Regions from separate parts of the Homo sapiens genome. Here region 1 is linked to region 2. A link is an interaction called in ENCODE POLR2A ChIA-PET data of the cell type or tissue named here. Cell type or tissue: Panc1. All regions are shown on one strand. Each heading gives the region's core, and the rest is flanking DNA. Links, peaks and the distances in the headings are about the cores only.

Region 1 (6,646 bases), core at 2,111-4,610, 120 kb before region 2:
CATGAAACAATTGTCACTTTCTCAAAAATAAGCAATTTATATTATAGTGCAAAAAATAAATATGCAAATGTATTTGAGGCATAACACTATTCAGATTTGTCTGAAACTTTTCTACCTACATCAATATCTTCTTTCATAAATTTAATTGTTAAAGACAGTAAAATAGAACTTCTAGAACATGTTATTCAGGCATATTAATCTAGAGTAAAAACATGCAGATCAGGTAGGCTCTTATTTAGTATCAAGATGAAACAATAAGATTTAAACAAACTATGATATTTTGGAAATTCTTCTTTTATTTATTTTTTGAACACTTATTAACTGCACAATCTTGGGCAAGTCTCCCCATTGTCTCTCTGAGTCTGTATTTTTACCTGTCACATAAAAACATGTCAGCCTTGCCCACCTTAATAAATCCAGGAAATATTTATTTAGCTCTTTTATGGGACATACACTGTTCCAGGCAGTTATGTTTCATAACAGAAGGGATACAGATGTGTAAGGAGACACTAATAAACATAAATAAATGAACATCACAATAAATAAGTGATGTGGGGAAAAACAGTAGGGTAAAGGCAGAAAGCTTCTGGTGGGAAGAGTAGGCTTATTGCAGCTTAAAATAAAATTGTCGCCGGGCACGGTGGCTCACACCTGTAATCCCAGCACTTTGGGAGGCTGAGGCGGGCGGATCACGAGGTCAGGAGATTGAGACCATCCTGGCTAACACGGTAAAACCCCGTCTCTACTAAAAATACAAAAAGAAATTAGCAGGGGGCGGTGGCGGTCGCCTGTAGTCGCAGCTCCTGGGGAGGCTGAGGCAGGAGAATGGCCTGAACCCGGGAGGCGGAGCGTGCAGTGGGCCGAGATCGCGCCACTGCACTCCAGCCTGGGCAACAGAGTGAGACTCCGTCTGAAAAAAAAAAGAAAAGAAAAGAAAAAAAATTGTCAGGGTAGGCTCCATTGAGTAGGTGGCATTTGAGAAAAAATTCAAGAGATGTAAAGGATCAGCCACCAGCAAAGAGCACTCCAGGCTGGGGGAGTCACCAGGGCAAAGGCCCTAGGGATTATCTGGTGTCAGCAGAGTCGTGAGGAGGCCAGCGTGGCTAGAATGGAGTCAAGGGGAAAGCCATGGAAATCAGAGAGGTAATGAGGACTCAGGTACAGCCTAATCATGTAAAGTCTTGTAAGCCACGATAAGAAATTTGCTTTTATTCCAGGGGGAGATGGGAAGACTTGGAAAGGTCTGAGGAGGAAGGAGATGATTTTAATTGAGTTTTAAAAGGATGACTTTGACTACTGTCTTGAGAGTTTACTATAGAGGGCAAGATGGAAGGAAGGAGACCAGTTAGGAGGCTACTAGAGTGATCTGAGAGAGATGATGTTGGCAAACAGACTCGGGTTGCTAGGGTTGGGAGTCAGGCGAAGTTCTTGAATTGTAGATATATTTGCAAGGCAAAGCCAACAACATCCCCTGATAGACTGGAGGGATGTGAGAAGAATTGAAGAGTCAGAGGGGCTCAAATATTTTGACCTGAGCAACTAGAATGGTGGAGCTGACATCAACTCCTACAGGGAAACTGCAGGTGGAGTAAGTTTTGAGGCGGAACATCAGAAACTCAGTGTTGGTCATGTTAAGATTGAGATATCTTTTAGGAAAACCTAAATTATGTTATAGTTAAAAGTCCCAAGCTGTGAATGGCTTAACATAGCACAGGATTTCTTCTCACTGAGGATACATATCAAACATGAGTGTTGGGAGCTCTGCTTCATACATATACTCAGGCATCAGAGCTGATGGAAACATCACCATATTGTAACTGTGTCTGAAACACATGGCTTGCAGGTTACACAGCAGGGAGATAAAAGAACTGGAGAGTCACACATTGGTTTCTAATATATCAGTCCAGAAGTGACACCAATCACTTTCTCTCATAGCCCGTTGACTAAGGCCAAAGCTATTCATATGGTGCCACCTAACTGCAAGGAGGAAGGAAATACAGACTCTGATATAGGAGCAGGCCAGGTGATAGGCCTGTCTGTATCATATAAGTTTGAGAGTGGTTGACCATGTGGATAGTATTTAAGTCAAAGAGATTGTAAAATCACCAGGGATTGAAAAGAATTAAAGAAGCGGAAGAACAGTTGAGCCATGGGGTACTCCAATGTTGGGAGGTCTGGGAGAGGAAGAAAAAACAGTAAAGGAGACTGGCAAGGGCCATCTGGTGAGGTAGGAAGAAAGTCAGGAGACCAAGGTGCCTGGAATTCAAGTGAAGAAAGGGCATCAAGGAGGAGAGATTGAAGGACTATGACAGATATTGCTGATATTTCCAGTAAGGTGAGAACTGAGAATTGACCATTGCATCAGCCAGGGGGAGCTCATTGGTGTTCTCCACATTTTTGGAAGCCTGACATGGATTTAGGGGAGAATGTAAAGAGAGGAATTTGAAACAATTGGAGTAGGTTTAGGCAACTCTTTCTGAGAACATTTGATATAAATGATGAGGAAAAACAAGAATGGTTGCTAAAAAAGAAGCAGGACCAAGAACAAGGTTTTAAAGTTTTTTTTAAATGGGAGAAATAGTAGTACATGTGTATCTTAATGGATAGAGAGAGAAAAATGGATGCTGCAGGAGAGGGGGTGAAACTTGCTGATATAATGTTCTTTAAATTTTTTTAAAGTTAAAAGTTTTCATTTTTGTGGGTACATTGTAGGTGTATGTATTTCTGGGGTACATGAGACGTTTTGATACAGGCAAGCAATAATAATCACATCATGAAGAATGGGGTATCTATCCTTGAAATGATATTCTTGACCAAGAGGAAGTAGATGTGTCTACAGCACAAGTGGAAGAATTGATTGGCTTTAGCTGGGAGCATGGAGAGCGCATCTGTAGTGACAAGCAGGAAGGCAGAATTAAAGACGAGATATGGGAATGGGAGTCTGTAAATCTGGTGAAGCTTGTGTGCCATGTCTATGGGAGCTGTGCCTCTGATTTGGCATGAACACCGAATGAAATAAATTCTAAATTAATGGACAGATATGTGTTATTATTAATTTGCGATTAGCTTTTAATAGCTTAGTATTAGCAAAAACTGAGGCTGGCAATAAAAAGCCCATAAGAAACTGGCAGGCCAGGCATATCTGGAAGAAGATACAGCCTATCTACTGGCTCTCGGCCACAGAAGAGTGTGCAGGCTTTCTGGACCAATCACACCTGCAGAGATGATACTCACCAGAGGAACATGAGTAGAGTGAGGGAGGGTTATCCTGAATTATTCTCATAGAAAGATGGATTTGGAATTGAAGTGGTATAGTCCTACACACCTCCAGTGCTAGGCTGCCTATGTTTGCCCATAAATTCACCTAGAGCCAATAGTTACAAGAATTTGTTAACTCAGTCACTTGGGTCTCATTTAGGTGTGTCACTTGTAGGCAAGCTGCAGCCTTCTTACTGGCCAGTGCTTTGGGAATCTGAGAGCTACATTTAGGAGAACTGCATCTTCCAAATTATATCATTTACATTTTTACCTAATAAACAGAATGTTATGTAATAATAATTATATAACATTATAGGTTCAGTATATCAATTTTAATATTATTACTTTCTGTAATAATATTTGTAATATTATTTGGTATATTAATAATGTAATATTATTACATTCTGTTCTGTAATAATAATTAATGCCTTCCTAATATGGCGTGAATTTAACTCTCTGAGGCCCGAGTGCTACCCAGGATTTGACAGGCTAGTGACATTTCTGTTGTTTTAGGGATTGATTATTATTTCCTTTTGGAACAAAGTTGAACTATGCAGAGATATGTTTTGTCCTGTGTGTGTGTGTGTGTGTGTGTGTGTGTGTGTGTGTGCATATTTCTGACTAATTCTAATTGGCAATAATTGACCAATTAACTCTATGAATCACTGGAACTTTTCTACCTTTTTGGATCTATGAAACCGTTTTATCTTAAATTAGTAGATGCTATATCGTGAAGATGCCGTGTTCTGGAAAATCAAGCTATTTTGCTTCTATAGTTCTTAAACATGTCCAAGGGATATTACCAATCACAGAAGCACAGAACTATCCAGAGCATTTCTGTGCTGTAGAGATTTGCACTCAGAGGAGTGAAGGAAAAGATTTTAGAGGCCATGTGGTTGCCCATTGCCATCATTTGTGTTGCCCAAAGAAGGGAAAGGACTGTGAAATAGAATTGCCAGTGGAAACTCTCTCTGGTCTTGTCAGCAAGCTTTTTACGAAAAACACAGTCCATTCTTCCACTCCAGACCTTTTAACAGGATAACAATTGACCAACTGCCAGGATTTATTGGCCGGAATAGAAACAGACATCACCATGTCATAACACAGTCCTAAATAGGAACTTCTACATTCTTTCTATGCAGGTTCTGCATTTTTCAGGCATTTGCCTTACTTCCCCACCATGCGTATCAAACGTAAATTGATATGCTGAACCTACAGAGATGTTTGAAGGCTTTTATTTTTTCTTATATGCATTTAGAATTTTGCAAACATAATACATGCCCATTTAAAAAAATAAAATATGGAAAAATTTGTAATAACATTAGCTCCTTGCCCCATCTTCTCCTACATGTAATTCTGTTTCCCAGAGACAACAGTTTTTTTTTTCCCTAAGTGTTTCTGTCTCAAACTTCTTTCATACCTCAACTTCATAAATCTACATGCTATGTATACTATGCCACTATTTCTTAATTTTGCACTTTGGTGTAATTTATTGACTTTCTGATGTAATCGATGGAGATTTAGCAGTGTTATGTCCTCCACACCATTGCTACCCCCACCGTCACCCTCCAGCTTTGTTATAGCACTGTTCTAGCAGTACTTTATGACTTCTTGGCTATTTGTGTATCTACTGATAATAGACAGTATCTCTAGGCTTCTCAGTCCATAAAAGGACAATAGTGATTTAAACTAATTTAAACTCTTGTTTTAAACTTTCTTCCTTGTTTCCATTTCCTAATTTACATCACTTATACTTTCACGTATACACGTCAAGTTTAAAAGCATTTGCATTCTGTTCTACACCCATAATTAACACCTTTCTGATGTATACGTAGGTTGACTTTCAAGAGTTGAAAACGAACACATTCTGGGCTGTGACTTTTTTTCTGGATAACTTCACTAGTTATCCCACCTCATTCTACTTTTTGCCTCCTGTAACTTCATTTAAAACTCTTATTTGCTGATAGTCCATCTCCAGTTCTTTCTTTTTTGTGATTCTATGTTTTCTCTATATCTTTACTTTTGAAAAGATCTAGAGAAGAAAAGAGGATAAACAAATGTGCTCAGTCCACCATCTTGCACCACTCCTTTTGAATTTGATTTTCTTCCCGGTACATGTGCAACAGAAGAAATGTGTTGTACCAGTAATTATCTAGTTAGGCTTTCATGTTTTCAGTAATGTACTACTGAAACTATGTTATATACATATGCATATACATATACATACACATATACATATACATAATCATTTCATTTCTGCAGTTTAACATTTTATTACTGCTTTAAATTTAGGAAGGAAAGTGGTTCTAATTCAAAACTCTCTGAGATAGCAAATAGAGAAGGCAAACACATGGTTTGGGAAATTTGAAGAAGCATGTAAGAACTGACCATTGATTTTAATTCAGTCTTTTCACTCTGTTAACCTTAAAAATATTGAAAACAAAAGCACTTTCTTTTAAAGCATTGGCATGATATCTTGATTCCTTATTTTGTCTCCTTTTCCAATCACAGTTTACAATACACCTGGCAGGCAATACCCCATTTTGATATCTTCATCTGCACTGCAGGATAAGATAGCAACATGCTTTCCTTTTGCCTCTGCCTTCTGTAAAGTCTGGTTTACAGTTTTAATAACTCCTTGGAACAAGTTACTGTACAACATAAACATATATTCCTGTTTATTCAGAGTGACGGTTTTGTTATTATTGTATTATAAAAACAATTGTGATTCTAAATAAAATATACCCGTAAATTAAAACTCAGGGATCAACTTAACTATAATATATACACAATTTAAGGTCCCCAAAATTTTATTTCACAAAATTCATCTAGCCTGAAATAGTTGCTTATAACTCAGGCAATGTCTGCATGATTCATTTTTTAAGTACATAAAATTTATATCTCCCTGTTTTCTTACTCATCTCTAGCAGGATGATCTTTTTGAATATTCTCATTATCCCTTTGTGAGCTCAGGGAGTGCCCTGATGCCCCAGCCGGCCTCACTGCTTTGTCCTGGACTGAAAATGGCCTTTGGAAAAGATAACTTCAAAAAAAGAGAGATAATGCAGCTTAATGGTGAAAGGGTTTGGCTTGGAGGCCAGGCATTGAGTGCCAGTCCTGGCTTAATACCTTTCTGGCTGGGTGACCTGGAACACTTGACTTATTCTCTCAAAGCTTGTGAAATGGGAATAATAATAATAATAATACTTACCTCATAGAGACATCAAGAGGCTAAAATAAAATAATGCATGGGAAAACAGCAAAATGTTGACATACTAAGTACACATTAATATTGTTTATTTTTATTCTTACTAATTTGACTTGTTAATGATTCAAAAGTATTAATCCTGTGTAAGCACACAGAAATACCTACATATGAACTTGTCCT
Region 2 (6,646 bases), core at 1,866-4,365:
TGGAATTGCTGGTGCAAAGAATCATTACATTTTAGAACTTTTGATGTATATTTGTTGTCTTCCAGAAGCCAATGTATGCCATCTCCAGTACTTAAAAGTACTCATTTTCCTACTTTATCTGGGTATATTAATTTGCTTATTAGACATATTAAAAATAGTTCATTGCTTTAATTTACTTGTATTTAATTTCAAATAAGATCAAGCCTTCTTCGTAAACATATTAGCCACTGCATTTCTTCATGTCTTTCATGTATTTTATTGTGTTAATCTTATTGATTTTAAAAGTTCTCTAGTTATAAAAGGTAATCTTTTGTTGTATAGTATGTCTCAAATATCTCTCCAAGCTACAGTTTGCCTTTTGAGAGTTTATATCTAGATTTTTAAAACATAGCTATGAAGTAGCTTTTTAAAAAACCTATGATTATATCATGTAACTAAGTCAAAATTTGGTCAGAGGGATATTCTTCTTTACAGAGTTATTGGATTTATTTGTTCTTGTGGAATATACTGATCTTTTGTTCAATCTTCTGCCTTTAGAAAATGGAGTGGCTGTTGACTAAAACCACCAGAAGTGAAATACAGAGTAAGGCTCACTTTATGCATGATGATGTTATTGGTTTGTTGATAGACTTGGTCACATAAATCCAAGATATAGTTGATCTAGGCCTTTTATTTTGCCATTTAGGGATAAGATAAGAAGAAAACAAACCTGGTAATGCAGCACCAATTGTTAGAATATTGTCTGTAGGGCTCTGCTTTTACATCTCTTTTCAATTTTTCAAATAGATATTCGTAGGTCAAGATTTTCTTGAGAGCTGACTAGAATTAACTTCTGTGTATTAGATTGAAATTGGCTCAGAAGTTAATGTGTAGCAGGAGGTATTATTTCTTCTTCCAAGAGATATTTGGCTGAGAGGCTGCCAATTTCTGTGCTATGAAGTTTTTTGGAGAAGAAAATTAAATTATTTTATCTTTGGCTTTAAGGAATAAATATCCATCTCCAAACTTTCTAGCCCTATCTGAGAGTTGCCGTTGTACGTATCTTTCTAAGCTTTATTTTTATCACCACCTGACAAATATTATTTCATTTTTGTTTTCATATATAAGGTTTACTTCTCTTTATTTTATAAATGTAATCAGCACAAACTGGATAAAGAAATATTATAAGGAAATAGCCATTTAACCCTAATTGCTATCAGAAGTTCACAAAGGAAAAAAACATTCTAGATGTACATTGTCCAGTTTATAACCGTGGATGACTTGTTCACCAAAGGCTCTTCTAACACCTCAAACACAACACATCCAAACTTAGAGCCGACATACACTAAGGTGACCCCCAATGCATCCTCGTTCTTGTTTAATTCTCTCTTCTTGAATGTAGGCAGAGCCCGTGACTTGCTTCTGACCAATACAATATGCAAAGGCAGGATTTCACTCTTTTGATGAGTGTATATTGTATGCCAAAGATGGTGGATTGTCACTGCCTTAAGTATACAAGACTCTCTTAGCACACTGCAACTAGAGATTCTCCCATTGGCCTTGAAAAAGCAAATGGCCATGTTATGAACTGCCTATAGGGAGGCCCAGGCAGCAAGGACCTCCCTTTAGGGCTTAAAGTTTGCCTTAGCCGCAACCAATAAAAGGCTAAGACCCTCAGTCATACAACCACAAATACACAAATTCTCAAAAAACCTGAAAAACTTGGAAAAGTGGATCTTCCCCAGTCAAGCCTCCATATGAGAATGCAGCTTCCAGATGAGAATGTAGAATGCAACCTTGATTACAGCTTGTGAGCTTCTGAGCAGAGAGCTTAGCTAAGCCATACCCAGACTGCTGACCCACAGAAACTGTGACAGAGTAAAGGCATATTGTTTTATATTGCTAGGTTTGTGGTAATTTGCTATACAGCACATAAAACAAATATGCAGCCTAAACTCAATTGTGTTTCCCAAGCTTCTTGTATTTTCTTTGTATCAGCGCAACTATCTTTCTAGTGAAATTCATCTTTGATTCCCAAAGTCAAGCAGCTACCAAATCCTGCTGATTTTATATCTAAACCATCTCTTGTGTGATTCCACTTATCATCAGTTCTTACCAAGACAGCTGCAAATCTTTTCCTTCCTTGGGCCCTCATGGTGCCTTTATTCTGTGCAATGTTGGCAAATTACTCTCTCCAAAGCTGTGCTTCCCAAAACACCTTCTGTAGATACTAGTCCCATGAAATATTCACTATACTGTAAGCTCCATACGGGGAAGAAAGGCAGCTGTTTTGTCCACCATTGTATGCCTGATGTGAAGTAAATATGTACTTTAGAAAATAATGAGTACACAGATCAGAATGTTTCTGGAAGAAAATTGTTTGTATTATAAAAATAGAAGCCTGATAATTTTTGCTTCAGGTTTTAAGAGGGAATTTAACAAATTATTTTTCTATCACAAGAATTTTCACAGCAATCAGAATCTCAGAACAGATGTGAACTATTAGTAGGATGATCATACATCTCACTTCTGGCTCCCCTTTCACTCAAAATCATGCAGGTTGAGAAGATAAACTTAAGGTGATGGGTGGTGGATGAGGTGCTGATGCAGAACACTAGATCAGATAACCAGGCAGTTTTCCAAACTCTAGCCTCTAGCATATGCTTCCCTTTTAAATATAAATGAATTGAGAGGAAATGTAGAGGCTTGTGAGGCTGAAAATTCTTGATTTCTTTTGTTGTTAAACCATTACAGTTTGCCAAGTCCTTTCACCCTGATTGTAAATCTCAAAGGGAATTCAATCCCATGTGTTTCTGATTAGTTTACACTTGAATTATCCAAAAGTTTTGTAAGACCCATTTGAATTCCAAAAACCTTTGTGAAGCTTTTTTTTTTTTTTTTTTTTTTTTTTTTGGTGGTGGTGGTGGTGGTTTGTTGGGAAGAGATTGTTGGAAGGATAGGCAAAAAGTGAAAACAGGTTATTTTGAGTTAGAATTAGGATCACAAGGAAACCTCTCTAAAATGGTAAAATACGCAACATAATCAAAGTGAGTCTTAAACATGAAATTTATGTGGTTCAAATCAGTCTATAATGTGGCACAGTGTAATTGCTCATTTTTGAAACTGATCTCTGCCTATAGTACCCACATAGCTCATAAATATAGCATTTGTATAATGCTACATAGAAAATACTTTCTATTTCCAGATTAGAATAGAAATTATTTTAATTGCTTGTTCATGTATCATTGAATATTAATGGAATCTTCTCCATTTAACGAGGCACAGAGAATTTCCGAAAGGAGGGAGAGCAAAGAAACATTAAGCCATATGGAGATTATCAATGTTATCACTCTCTGTCAAAAGGACTGAAAGGTTATATATACCAAATCCCAATATGTGCAGTCATATCATCTGCTGAATATATTTGAAAGTTAATAACTGTATGTAAAAATAAAACTGTGGCATCATTACATTTTAAGAAGCATTGCAAATGTATTGCTCCACATAGAAATGCACACAGACTAATATTAAGTCATGCTCCATGCTTCTTGTCCTATTTCTTGCTAAGTTTGAGTGTCTGGAATCCTTAGCTGAGTGCCAGTGAGTCTGGAACTCAGACAGAAGCTGCCCAGCCTCACTGGCTCTGCGTATTACAGGCTGTATTTGGTCCTGATTTACTCTACTGGATATGGTATCTGAGTTTAATGATGGATTTCATGTAGAATGAATACAGTAACTTAAAATTATGAGATGAAACTGCCTTACAAAACATTATTTCTTAACTTTCTGAAATTTGATGCCAGGACACATCCAGGATTTGAGCATACATCTGTCAGTTCTCAGCTCCCTCCCCTTAGTTCCAACCATCACCAATCACACTCAACACTTCTTAGTTTGGAACAAAGAAGCTCACTACCATCATGGTAGAATTAACTTGTAATGAAATTCATGCTTACCACATCCTATGAACAGGCCAGGATTTTATAGAACATACTTGATTCCTTTGGAAAACATGTTTATTTTTGAGTTTCTAAGCAGATGCATTTCTGCATTTGAATAGCAGCTTGCCAAGAAGTTCTGAAATCTAGCCATTTTAATAAGAAAAACCAAAATAGTGGTACAAGTTCTTGACCATCTGTTACTGCTCTTACAGAGAAGATTACTGCATTGGGTGGGAGGGAAGAGTACAACAAATCCTTAGGTACCAACCAGTTCTAAGACTCTATTATTCAAGCACCTCAGATTCATTGATTATTTCATGCAATTTATTGTGCTTTACTTTGGGACTAGCTATGCACGGATTTGTGTTATCTGAGGTGCATAACTAAGCTTCTCAAGGCTAGTCTATCTTCACTAATATCTTTTCTACTTAATCCCTGATATTCAAAATATATTTAAAGGAGGTGGGAGAGGAAATGCTTCCCATGTCACATTATAAACAAGGCCTAAAATAAAATTACTTTAGGGAGGGAGAGAATACACAGCAGTTTTAATTTTCACTAAGGTGGAAATGACTGATATCGAGCCTATTCAATTAGCAAATTGTGATAGCAGACACTAGACATCCCTATAGGTATAAGGAGGACACTCCAGAGGGAAGGACAGCCAGAGAAAACAGAAGGTGGAGAATGTTACCCTTTGCTTTAGAGTCAGCCTGTCTAGCTTTATAGCTGGTTTATACATCCCACAACTTTAGACTTCATAGTTAAGTACCCAGAGTATAGGAGAGTCCTCAGAAGTGGTTTGAATGTGGCTGGGTGTGGTGGCTCATGCCTGTAATCCCAGCACTTTGGGAGGCCGAGGCGGGCAGATCACCTAAGGTCGGGAGTTCGAGACCAGCCTGGCCAACATGGTGAAACTCTGTCTCTACTAAAAATACAAAAATTAGCTAGGTGTGACAGTGGGCTCCTGAAGTCCCAGCTACTTAGGAGGCTGAGGCAGGAGAATCGCTTGAACCTGGGAGGCAGTGGTTGCAGTGAGCCAAGGTTGCGCCACTATTCTCCAGCCTGGGTGACAGAGTGAGACTCCGTCTCAAAAACAAAGCAACAAACAAAATAACACAAGTGGTTTGAATGGTTTCTTATTTCTCTCTACAAACCTTGGAATTATCTTCATTAGGTGAAAAAGGGCAACAAATATATAAGTTTAGCTCTTAATTACATGCTGCAGAAAATGTAAAGAAGTACATATGGTAATAGCCAGTTTTCAATACAGGTAACACAAAAGGAAAGGGAAAGCTAATCTTAAAATGAAATCACCATCCTAATGAATTACCAAAAAGTGTGAAAAGTACTTTTACATCAAATGAAAAAATGTAATCTTTATCAAATTTATTTTTTACAACATTTATATTTATTGATCTGAGGTAGGCTTTTGTTAGAACAAAATTAATAGTAAATACTGAACAATATGTCAGGCATGGGGCAAATTGGTTTCTGTTCTTTACAACAAGCCACTATGACCCTATTAGGAAATGTTTTAAAGGCGTTTCTTAGCATTTTCAACAAAATATTTGTACTCCCTACTGAAAATAGCTTAATATGAAGTCCCAAAGGAATTCTGTCTGCCTCATAAAATTGCTTTTGGAGTTTTCAGTTTCTGGCCTCCTCCTTCCAAATGCACAGTGAATATATGGTGGAGTTTTGTCTAATTCTTTCAGTAGAGGAATTTTGCTACATTAAAATAATTTGTTAATTCATCATTTCCATGGTAAAATAGAAATTACTCACCCTGATTCCTAATACGATCAACATAACTTTGCTTTTCATACATAAAGACATTGGTATGAAAAGGAAGCATTCTCTTCCTTCCATCCATATGCTAGCCTGCTTGAGCGGTCGTGTACTATGACTATGGAAAGCATGACCTCAAATTCCAGCCACACCACTTCCCAGCTGTGTACCGTTCAGCAAGTCACTTGCCCCCTGTAATGACTCAACTTCCTGGTCTGTAAAATAGAATCATAGTGGCCACCACCAGAGAGAATTGCTGAGGGGAGTAAATGAGAGCATGAACGTAGATTGCAGCACAGCGCCCATCATGCGGGATGCTTTCAATAACTGTGAGTGATTTTTTCTATTATTAATTAATGCTTTTCTTGGATTTTCTTAACTACATCATATATTTCTAAAACCAATACTCTCTGTTTTTACTTATAAAACATAAATCTTCCGTAAGTAAATAATTATAGACTGAATGTCAATTCCTGGCCAAGTGCAGGATATACTGAGGCCATTATCTGGTGAATGCAGGGTTTATAGATAGCCTATCTCAATTATTTAGAACCTAAAGTGGACATTAAGATAAATTTTAAACATTTCAAAAACAGAACTGGTTGTCACACAGTTTAATAAGCAAATTTGACCCCTAAAGTCTTTGAATAAATGCAGAGATATGGCTCATTATACATTTAAGCTTTCATTTCTACATGTTAACAATTTACTGAGATAAGCAAATATAAACAAAATGAACACTGTGGGAAAGTGTGTTTGATATTTTAAAACTCTTGTCAAACTAATTAATTCAAATGTGTCATTCAGGCCATTATTAAAAAGTCAAAAAATAACAGATGCTGGCGAGGCTGCGGAGGAAAGGGACGCTTATACACTGCTGGTTGGAATGTAAGTTAGTTCAGCCATTGTGGAAAGCAGTCTGGAGATTTCTTAAA

Evidence for each region. Peaks named below come from ENCODE experiments on the same cell type or tissue, not always from the same donor. Only the 100,000 strongest peaks of a DNase experiment are listed, where the experiment ranks them.
Region 1: POLR2A ChIA-PET joins it to region 2 with 13 read pairs; 3 of 35 experiments call an interaction of 5 or more read pairs at or near these places.

What each region holds. Positions count from the first base shown.
Region 1 is chr7:116,447,854-116,454,499 of GRCh38, reverse strand. All of the region lies in intron 1 of CAV2-DT (CAV2 divergent transcript), which reads left to right. Among named protein-coding and RNA genes, the nearest start is that of CAV2-DT, 48 kb to the left of the region's middle. RefSeq lists a silencer at 5,739-6,066. In Panc1, for the core only: a CTCF peak has its summit at 2,313; no DNase peak of the experiment used is centred there; H3K27ac peaks cover 2,217 bases.
Region 2 is chr7:116,327,226-116,333,871 of GRCh38, reverse strand. The region is part of intron 6 of LOC105375463 (a long non-coding RNA gene); the gene reads right to left. Among named protein-coding and RNA genes, the nearest start is that of TES, 120 kb to the right of the region's middle. RefSeq lists an enhancer at 5,723-6,017. In Panc1, for the core only: no CTCF peak of the experiment used is centred there; no DNase peak of the experiment used is centred there; H3K27ac peaks cover 2,500 bases.